2 separate regions of the Homo sapiens genome follow, and region 1 is linked to region 2. A link is an interaction called in ENCODE POLR2A ChIA-PET data of the cell type or tissue named here. Cell type or tissue: HepG2. All regions are shown on one strand. Links, peaks and the distances in the headings refer to the core of each region. The heading gives the core; the rest is flanking DNA. Region 1 holds the start of HNF4A (hepatocyte nuclear factor 4 alpha). Region 2 overlaps FITM2 (fat storage inducing transmembrane protein 2).

The links. ChIA-PET counts read pairs that join two places held together with the same protein. Peaks named below come from ENCODE experiments on the same cell type or tissue, not always from the same donor. Only the 100,000 strongest peaks of a DNase experiment are listed, where the experiment ranks them.
Region 1: POLR2A ChIA-PET joins it to region 2 with 11 read pairs; 6 of 35 experiments call an interaction of 5 or more read pairs at or near these places.

What each region holds. Positions count from the first base shown.
Region 1 is chr20:44,352,564-44,357,936 of GRCh38, forward strand. HNF4A (hepatocyte nuclear factor 4 alpha) reads left to right here and starts at 3,136. Exons shown (of 10, transcript NM_175914.5): 1 at 3,136-3,290. The coding sequence starts at 3,242. R3HDML-AS1 (R3HDML antisense RNA 1) reads right to left here and starts at 2,679. Exons shown (of 4, transcript NR_184036.1): 1 at 2,456-2,679. HNF4A-AS1 (HNF4A antisense RNA 1) reads right to left here. Exons shown (of 3, transcript NR_172878.1): 3 at 4,181-5,373. RefSeq lists an enhancer at 468-967. In HepG2, for the core only: no CTCF peak of the experiment used is centred there; DNase peaks (open chromatin) are centred at 2,798 and 3,088; H3K4me3 peaks cover 2,383 bases.
Region 2 is chr20:44,300,279-44,305,651 of GRCh38, forward strand. FITM2 (fat storage inducing transmembrane protein 2) reads right to left here. Exons shown (of 2, transcript NM_001080472.4): 2 at 2,562-5,373. Among named protein-coding and RNA genes, the nearest start is that of FITM2, 8.2 kb to the right of the region's middle. In HepG2, for the core only: no CTCF peak of the experiment used is centred there; a DNase peak (open chromatin) is centred at 2,193; H3K4me3 peaks cover 944 bases.

The DNA.
Region 1 (5,373 bases), core at 308-5,307, 53 kb after region 2:
CTAGATCAATGCACAAGTGCATGCACGTATACTATTGCTCCACTTTACAGATGAGATAAATGAGGCATGGGGTGAGTACTAGCTTCCAAATGCTGGAAATGAGTGAAATAAGAGAATTAAGAGGTTGGGCGTGGTGGCTCATGCCTGTAATCCCAGCACTTTGGGAGGCCAAGGCGGCAGATAGCTTGAGGCCAGGAGTTCAAGACCAGTCTGGGCAACACAGTGAAACCCTGTCTCTACTAAAATTACAAAAATTAGCCAAGCATGGTGGGGCACGCCTGTAATCCCAGCTACTCAGGAGGCTGAGACACCAGAATTGCTTGAACCCAGGAAGTGAAGGTTGCGGTGAGCCAAGACTGCACCACTGCACTCCAGCCTGGGTGACACAGCAAGTCTGTGTCTCAAAAAAAAAAAAAAAAAGAGAGAGAGAATTAAGGACACTGTTGTGAGTTCATTGTTCTTAGACTATATCTTTCCTACTTTATTTTTTGGAATGGGCTCTCGAAGGCAGTATCAGAAATGGAAAACCGAAGAGATCACGTGGAATTCCCACCTTACAGTGGCACTTTTGGCTTGTCTCTTCCCTGGCACAGTGGCTCATACCTGTAATCCCAGCACTTTGGGAGGCCAAGGAAGGTGGATCACCTGAGTTCAGGAGTTCCAGACCAGCCTGACCAACATGGTGAAACCCCGTCTCTACTAAAAATACAAAATTAGCCAGGCGTGGTGCTGTGTGCCTGTAATCCCAGCTACTTGGGAGGCTGAGGAAGGAGAATCGCTTGAACCCAGGAGGCGGAGGTTAAAGTGAGCCGAGATGGCGCCATTGCACTCCAGCCTGGACAACAAGAGCAAAACTCTGTCTCAGAAAAAAAAAAAAAAAAAAAAGAACAGATTTAATGAAACTTCTTGAATCCCAGTTTTTACATCTGTAAAATGGGAATATTGACAGTGACAATTCAATGACGTTAAGAATATACAATGCTGACAAACTAAAGAGTTCATAAATGCCAGTGGTTGTCATCCTCATTATCCTGGTGCTCAGGAAGGCAATGTGAGACCTGTTGAAATAGCACGGGCTTTGGGGTCAGATGATGCTGAATTCCAGTTCTGTGTTGGCTCCTTCGTAGTTATGTGACCTCATGACGCCACTTCATGCAGGGGGTTACGTACCACTTAAATCTCCAGAACATTTTGGGAAATTGACATAGGGTTAGCAAACCTCCCCCACCCCCATATAAAAATATTAATACTTTTTTTTTTTCTGAGATGGAGTCTGGCTCTGTCGCCAAGGCTGCAGTGCAGTAGTGCAATCTTGGCTCACTGCAACATTTGCCTCCTAGGTTGAAACGATTCTCCTCCTTCAGCCTCCCGAGTAGCTGAGATTACAGGTGCTCGCTGCCACACCCAGCTAATTTTTGTATTTTTAGTAGAGATGGGATTACACCGTGTTGGCCAGCCTGGTCTCAAACTCCTGACCTCAAGTGATCCACCTGCCTCAGCCTCCCAAACTGCTGGGATTACAGGCATGAGCCACTACACCCGACCAAGAATATTAATACTTTTTTTTAAAAAATATCGAAGTTATTTATTTATTTATTTATTTATTTATTTATTTATTTATTTTGAGATGGAGTCTCTCTCTGTTGCCCAGGCTGGAGTGCAGTGGCACGATCTTGGCTCACTGCAACCTCTGTCCCCCTGGTTCAAACGATTCTCTTGCCTCAGCCTCCCGTTTGCCACCATGCCCGGCTAATTTTTTTATTTTTGGTAGAGACGGGGTTTCACCATGTTGGTCAGGCTGGCCTCAAACTCCTGACCTCGTGATCGGTGCGCCTCGGCCTCCCAAAATGCTGGGGTTACAGGCGTGAGCCACTGCACCCGGCCCCAAAATCTAACGTTTGTTATCACTGTTGTTTTAGAAAAGAAAGGACATTTTAATGCAACCCATGCCCATCTGTAGGGGCTGAAGGTCCCTCTGAGGTGATTGATAAAGCTGAAAAAAGAGACTATGGGAAGAGAAGAGGAATATTATCAATTAGCTATTTTAGAAGCAGGGCAAACTATGAGCTAGGTATTCCTATAAGGAAATGAAATAATTTACTAAAAAACATACAGCAAGAAAATAATAGAGCTGGAGTTTTCTGATTTTTCTGAGTCCAGAATTTGTTTCACTGTTCTCATTTCAGCTCTCTCTAACAGGATGAATGACCTTGATTTCAGAATCCCCAAGCAGGTGGTGAGATCCAAAACTGAGACAAAAGAAACGGGGCTGTTCCAAAAAAAAAGCTAGGTGGCAGGTGTCTAACATGCCAGGGAGCTAAAACAGAGTGTGTGAGTTTCAGCAGCAGGTTGAATTTAGAATGGGGAAGGAGACCAGAGGAGACGCCAGACAGGATGACTTTGTCCCATTGGCCTGGAGGCAGCCCCATGTTTCTCCACCCCTCATATCACTCACCAGTTTGTAATAGTATCTTTGAATGACGATCTGATTAAGGTCCGTCTCCTCCATTAGTCCACAAGTTTCGGGGGTACATCTACTTTGCTCATTTCCATATCCCCAGAGTCTAGCACAAGGCCTGGTACATAGTAGGTGCTCAATAAATATGTTAGATGAAAGGAAGATAACACCTCTATGTACTAGCAGTGAGACTCCAGGCATGCAATTTCTCTCTGTCCTTCAGTCCCTTCATCTCAAGGTTTAATTTAAATATGGTAACGCCTGTATGCAACTCCCAGCATCCAGTAGGCACTCACTAAACACAGTTCTCCACCCTCCTTTTTTCCTCTGCCCCTCCCTCGGTTTTCCCACTACTTCCTGCATGGTGACACACCCATAGTTTGGAGCCATAAAACCCAACCCAGGTTGGACTCTCACCTCTCCAGCCCCTTCTGCTCCGGCCCTGTCCTCAAATTGGGGGGCTGATGTCCCCATACACCTGGCTCTGGGTTCCCCTAACCCCAGAGTGCAGGACTAGGACCCGAGTGGACCTCAGGTCTGGCCAGGTCGCCATTGCCATGGAGACAGCAACAGTCCCCAGCCGCGGGTTCCCTAAGTGACTGGTTACTCTTTAACGTATCCACCCACCTTGGGTGATTAGAAGAATCAATAAGATAACCGGGCGGTGGCAGCTGGCCGCACTCACCGCCTTCCTGGTGGACGGGCTCCTGGTGGCTGTGCTGCTGCTGTGAGCGGGCCCCTGCTCCTCCATGCCCCCAGCTCTCCGGCTGGGTGGGCTTGGCCATGGTCAGCGTGAACGCGCCCCTCGGGGCTCCAGTGGAGAGTTCTTACGGTAAGTGGGGCTGGGGGAAGACTGGACAGGGCGGGACTGCGGTCAGCTTTGGGAGGCCATGGGACACCTCCCCGTGTGTTTCTTACGGGCCCAAAGCTCCTCCTGGAGCTCCTCTGGAAGGGCAGGAAGCCCCACGGAGGCAATGTGACCGCTTCCCTAAGCTCTCAAGCCGGGGCATGGCCTGCTTGGTGCGAGAAGTGCTGGGAGGGGCCGAGAAGCCCTGGGGCAGAGGCTTGGCTCATTTTGTCTGTCCAGAGGCCTTCCTGGGAATGCATCTCAGGGGTCTTTCCAAAACCCCACAGAGGGTGGGGCTTGGAAGCACCGTCCTGTTTCGATGCGGGGCAAATTGAGGTCCACCAGGAGAGGCTTGCTGGGCCTAGGTCACGTTGCTGGTGCATTATCAAGCTGGGCGTGGGACCGGGCAGCTCGGTCGCTCCGCACCTCCGTTGGCTCTGGATAATGGGGAGGAGGTAGAAAGCGCCGCGCAGGGTGGAGCGTTGGAAAATGAGAATATCTTGTGCGGACGTGTGAAACTCAGATGCAGGGCTAGAAAGCATGTGTTACTGAGAGTGAAAGGCTCAGGCTCACTCCTTAGGGTGACCCCCACATTGGAAGCAACCCAATGTCCCTCAGCAGAGGGAAGACGGGTAAATAAAGCGTGAGACGTCTTTACAGTGGAATGCTATCCCATTGTTCAAGGAAACAACGCACATCTGTGTGTGACAGGGAAGAACCTCTCAGTTAAATTAAGTGAAAACGGTACACTGAAGAACTGTGTAGTTGCTGATAGCGAAACGGATATAGATGTATATATGTACACACGCGTATACGTGTACATTCCACGCATAGAAAATTCGTGGAATGACACAATAAAATTGGTGACAGGTTTGTTTCTGAGGAGGGAAATTCAAGAGAATGTTTTATCTTTTGGGGACACATTTTGGATTTTTTAAAAGTTGGGTGCCTTTTATAAACCTGTTCAAATCACACACCCGCACAGAACTTGGTCTCTGGAATCCAGCAGACCTCGGGGTCTAGTTGTGACTCTGTCACACGGCTCAACATTCACGTGCCTCTTGCTTTCTTTCTGAAGTGGAGACAGGACTAGGATGTGTCTTAAGATCATGGTGGATGCCGTGGGGAACAAGGATGTAAAGCCCTTGATACCACGTGCATTGCAAAGACACAATCAACATTTATGTCATCAATTGCTGAGGACAGAGGGCCAGGGAATGACAGAATCAGGGCCTGATCTCCTGACTCTAGTCAGGAAGAATCTTCTTTGCTTTGACCCCCATCAAACAGGAATATGTGATGCACTGGAAATGGCAGAGGCTGAAGAAACCAACAGCCTGGGAACCCATCCCACACACCAGCTGTGTGACCTTGGGCAAGACATTTCCCCTCTCTGAACCTATTTCCTCATCTGTAAAATGAAGATAACAACAGGACCTATCTCCCAGAGAGCGGGGAGATTAGAGGAGATAGCATAGAGGAGATTAAGGGTGAGGCCACCCTTAATCCACAATTTTAAGACCTGGAGTATAGATGCCAATGGATGACTTGGTTGAACCTGTGGCTAGGGGAAGACATTGTCTCTCAAAGGGGCCAGACAGCTTCTGGGGAAGGACAGCCCAGGTCATAAGGCTAAGCTAGGGGTGAACAGAAGGCCCCACAGTGTCTCTTAAAGGATGATACAATAATATAACCTGACAGCCTTTCACTGTCTCCCACGTCTCTGCACCTTGTAGGATGTCCTCATGTCTCTTCATCTCTGCTCCTGTGTCATACTCATTATATAGCAAACATTCAGCAATTATTAGAATGGTTGCTTCTATCGACAGGTAGGTGGGTGAATGGATGGATGAATGGGTTAGTGAATGTTCTACTATTATCTCTCAGACAGCTGTTTCATTTTCCAAACGGCTGTCTGAGATAAATAATATTGTAATCTCCAAGGACAGAAGAAAAAACTAAGGTTCAAGATTAAAAAAAAAACACAAACAAACAAAAAATGTCATCTGACTCGAGACTTGACACAATCCAGCTGTTGCTGGCCCTCTGCTCTAGGCCACAGATATGG
Region 2 (5,373 bases), core at 53-5,052:
ACTCCAGACGCACCACCTTAAGAGCTGTAACACTCACCGCGAGGGTCCGCGGCTTCATTCTTTAAGTCAGTGAGACCAAGAACCCACCAATTACGGACACGCTAGGTTGCTATCTAAACAGGTGCGACCAGCTTACCTCCCTTCTCCTAAGGTATGAGAATCCCTGTTTTCTGTACTGTGTGTGTTCAACTTTAAAACTCCCCAGAGACTGTATTCGAGGTTTCTGGGACAGTTTCTAAAGGTGTTTAAACTGTAAAGGATTTCTCCTAACAGAACCTACCTTCTTGACAGCTCTCAAAAATGTTTTTATTTTTGAGACTTTTTAAAAGAGCTGGCCAGGCACAGTAGCGCACTGCTGTAATCCCAGCACTTTGGGAGGCCAAGGTGGGTGGATCACCTGAGGTCAGGGGTTCGAGACCAGCCTGGCCAACATGGTGAAATCCCGTCTCTACTAAAAATACAAAAATTAGCTAGGCATGGTGGCGCACGCCTGTAATCCCAGCTACGTGGGAGGCTGAGGCATGAGCACTGCTTGAAGCCAGAAGGTGGAGGTTGCAGTGACCCGACACTAGCAACTGCACTCTAGCTTGGGTAAGACAAGACTATGTCTCAAATAAATAAATAAATATTACAAATAAATAAGACCTCTGCAGTTTATTCCTCTGGGAATTAGGTCCAGCTCCCCATGTCCATTAAACCTATGTGAACATGCGCAACCAGGCCTGAACTACATTTGTGTGTTGATGTAGAGAAAAAGGAGGCAGGGCTGCAACAAAGTCCACCCAGAGGTCTGCTTCCCCCATCATTCACCAAGAAACCAGCTGCCACAACAGCTCTGAGTGGGAGTTTCTTTTCATGTTGTTTCCAAAAATAAAAGCCATAGTCAGCTTGGGAAGAACTTTTCATCAAGCAGAACAGAGAAACAGTAGAAAAGATTCAAAGAGTTGGTGAGATTATCCAGTCCAACCCCATCGTTTATTACAGGAGGAAATTGAAACCCAGAGATGTTGAGTGACTAGTTCAAGGTCACACAAAAGAGTGGAAAAACCAGCAGCAGAACCCACCTCAAAGCCAGGTGCTCTAACTTCCAGCTGAGCATCTTAGTCCATTTTGTGCTGCTATAACACAAGACCACAGACTGGGTAACTTATAAAGAACAGTGACTTCTTACAGTTCTAGAGGCTGGGAAGTCCAAGATCAAAGGGCTGGCATCTGGCTAGGGCCTTCTTGCTACATCATCCTATAGTGGAAGGCAAAAGGGCCAAAGATTTTGGGGGCTAGGGGACAAACTCATCCTTTATAAAGATGCTCCTCTCATGGTAACAAACCCACTCCCCAAATACTGGCATTAACCCATTCATGAGGCCAGAGGCCTCATAACCTGATTACCTCTTAATGGTCCCACCTCAATGCTGTTGCATTGGGGATTAAGTTTCCAAGACATGAACTTTGGAAAATATATTCAAACCACAGCACTGAGTGCTCTTTATGTTACAGCAGGGAGTATCTATGATCTCCACTCACAGTCCTTTAAGGCTAACTTCCTTCCAATCTCAGTTGCTTTTAAAAATGACAGGAAAGTGAGGCTTCTTGAAAATGGATGTCCGCATAAAAATCATGGTAACATATCTATGAGCCTTTGTGTGTGCTGTCCCCACTGCCTTGGATTCCCTTCTCTGCCTAACTGCTTGAACTCCTCCTCATCCATCAAAACCCAAAGAATTGCTGCCTTCTTTGAAAATATTCCCTGACTCTCCAGGGCCTCTGGTTGTTCCCTGCTTTATGTTCTTGGCCCTGACCTTGCCCCAGCACTCAGAACCCTTTATGGCAGGATTGGTTCTTCTCCATGAGAGTGAAAACTCTTCCAAGGCAGAGATGGACCAAATTCATCTTTGCAACACCAGCACACAGCTTAAGCTACAAAAGGATGGACTTTGAACCACAATCTCCACGCGGAGGGGAGTTTATCATTCCACCCCAGCTCCCAGCTCACAGTGTGAGCCCAAGAAGGGTTTGTTGCTGCCAAAGGAATCTGAACAGGGAAGTTCTGCAACAGGAGGGGATTCTGATCCTGGAGCCACGGAGCTTTCAACAGACACTTCCTGGACGTGCCAAGCAGGTCAGGCTGACAAACGAGTGGGCACTAAAAGGCACAAGAAGCTCTCACATGTGTACAGGCCTCCAGGACTACAAAGCACTTGCAAAGGTGACCTCATCTGAGTAAACTTTGAAAGTGCTCTTCAGTGTTGCTTCTGTGAGGCCTACTTCACTTTTTACCAAGAGAACTGCTCCCAAGTCTGGCTGATCCTGACCTCAGGACTGTAAGACATGAAGGTGGCACACAGGGAAGGAGTAAGTCAAGCTAATAAATACATGTCTGAACATGCATTTATATTACAAGACATACGGGGAAAAACAGGAGCAACTCTAGCCATAAAATAACCCGTATATGACAAGTTAAATTGAGAAAGAATTACCTACTTTCACGAAGTGCGCTGAGGTTTATTGGGCTCTGCGCTTCCTTAAGAGTATTAGAAAAGAACACACAAAATGCTGAAATATGGGATTTCATTATCTCAGTTTACTTTAATTTGCTTGTTTACACACACGATCTGTGTGTACATAACAGTGGCAAGAGCCATTCTCTAAATACAATCTGGTACCCAGACTATGACAGATGCACGTGGAAAATGAGGCGTCAGTGAATTAATCTCAACATAGAAAGGCAAAATAAGCATGGCAGTATTCTATGATCACAGATGCCCCCAGAGCCTGGGGGTAACCGACACTTTTCAACATAATACAGGACAATTTTAACAAAAGACCCAGACTCCAAATGGCACCCAAAATATATTCGTTTCTCTGCCTTCTCTAGAGGAGTCAGAAAGTTCTAAAGGCTTACTCAAGAAAAAGGAGGCAGGGAGACTATGGCCTGCTAAGCACAGATGCTGAGCACTTTACATGCACCATTTCTCTTCATCTCCACCTGACAGACGATGAAAACGAGGTTTGCCATGATCACACAGCTATCAGGAGTGGTGCCAAGATATGAACCCACATCTCATGTTTGCTTGAGCCCAAATCCTTTCACTTATGTCAGGCTGTTTCACATAGGAATAGAAAGCATGCTCCCAAGGAAGAGGCAAGGGGGCTAAGCATGGACAAGTGGCGGAAGCCTCATCGATACAGAAGGCTCTGCAATTGACACTTTCCACATACAGTTAATTTAGTGCTGAGCCCGCATCAGACCCACGTGGGATAAATATCTGGAGATTTAAGTGTCACAAATGAACTTCTGGGGTCACCCTGTGCCTATTCCCTTTTGGTGCTGAACATGACACTTTGGAGAGCCTTTTTTTTTTTTGAGACAGAGTCTCACTCTGTCGCTCAGGCTGGAGTGCAGTGGCGTGATCCTAGCTCACTGCAACCTCTGCCTCCTGGGTTCAAGCGATTCTCCTGCCCCAGCCTCCCGAGTAGCTGGGATTACAGGCGTGTACCACCACACCTGGCTAATTTTTGTATTTTTAGTCGAGACGGGGTTTTATCATGTTGGCTAGGCTGGCCCAACCTCAAGTGATCCTCCCATCTCAGCCTCCCAAAGTGCTAGGATTACAGGTGTGAGCCACCATGCCTAGCCTAGGAGAGCTTTCAATCCCTTCAACAAGCCCCTGCCATCTACTCCATGGCCACTCCCACCACTGGTTTATGGGCATAGGCAACAGAGGGTCACATCTTACCAACGCCTCCAAAGCACCATGGTGCCACCTCCCATATCTCATCACCTGTGTTTCTGCTCCTTTTGGGTGCAACAAATCATGACTCATTGTGATGGATAAAATTAACCTCCAACTTGATGGGATATGAAATATTTAAAATATATCCTTATAGTAAAAGATTTTACACCGAAGATTCATCCTCAACCACTTAAGCTTCAGTGAAGCCAGTCAGGTGTAGTGCTTCTCAGTTAATGCTACTATTGGACTTGATTGGAGAGAGGGGCATCAAGGCGGCCTTAAGGGTGATTACCCCAACAGCAAGGGGCTCAGTTTGAAAGGCTTAAGGAGACAGTCTGGGAGAGAAGAGGGGATATCTTATCACAGGGCGTGGAACTGTGCCTTTGTGGATGGAGGTGACAGGATTTCTAACCCTTCCCAGCATTGTCACAGCAAAGGCCACAGAATGACAAAGCTGGAAACTGAAAAGTGCTGCAAAGGGGAGAGAAAAAGGAAACTGATTTCAAGTCCAGCTGAACAGGCCCAGGTATGGTTTGGTTTAGTTTGGTTGGTGATGCAAGTAACAGGAGGGAGGGACCACAGCCATGCCACCCTTCAATAAGGGTGATTTTGCAAACAGGTTGGCTTTTTGCCATCAGAGGGAGGCATTTTACTTCACTTCTGAATTATCATAATCTTGTCCAACAGGTACAGATGCCCTGGGCCACAGCAGAGTGATCAGTGCACTCAGCACATGACCCTGAAGCACACTGTTCAGTCTATACCACTGATATGTGGTCAGGGACATTTCGGTGCAAGAACGCATTCTGCAAAATTACCTTGATTCACCTTAAAATTCAACAGGCTGTTACTAAAATGCCTGCTTTCTGGTTTGATTATCTTATTTATTTATAGAAACCAGGGTCTCACTATGTTGCCCAGGCTGGTCTCAAACTCCTGGGATCCAGTAATCCTCCCACCTCAGCCTCCCAAAGTGCCAGGATTATAGGTGTGAGCCACTACACCTGGCCCAGGTTTCATTGCTAACAGAGAAAACAGCCCCATGAGGTGGAATTTAAGACTGTAAGACCAGAGTTTGGTTCATAACAAGTACATTAGTGTTCTAAACCAACCAACCAATCAACCAGCCAACCAACCAACCAACAAACCCTCAAAACAACCTACATGTGCCAGAGTGCAGCACTGGCCTTGTGAGTTATTTTCAGGAGTTTTATCAACAAAGAACAAATGTCACAGTTCTTATCAAAAACTGTAAAGGATTCGCTCAAAATAGAACAGAAAAAAAGTAATCTTATTGCTCCAAAAAAACCAGCATATAGTAATAGAAAACATGGACAGAAAATGATCATAGTCCATTACGTATGAATCATCCAATACTTGGTCGGAGAGGCACTGCATCTAAAAGGGCCTGTTTTGGTGGCTAATCGCAAGTCAGTTGCAATATTTAAACACTTCATGGATGAAACAAATATTACAACCAGAGAGTGTCCTTCAGGCATCAGGCTGTTTTTATAAAGAACCCTGCCTGAGCCGGGCGCGGTGGCTCATGCCTGTAATCCCAGCACTTTGGGAGGCCGAGGCAGGTGGATCACCTGCGGTCAGGAGTTTGAGACCAGCCTGACCAACATGGAGAAACCCC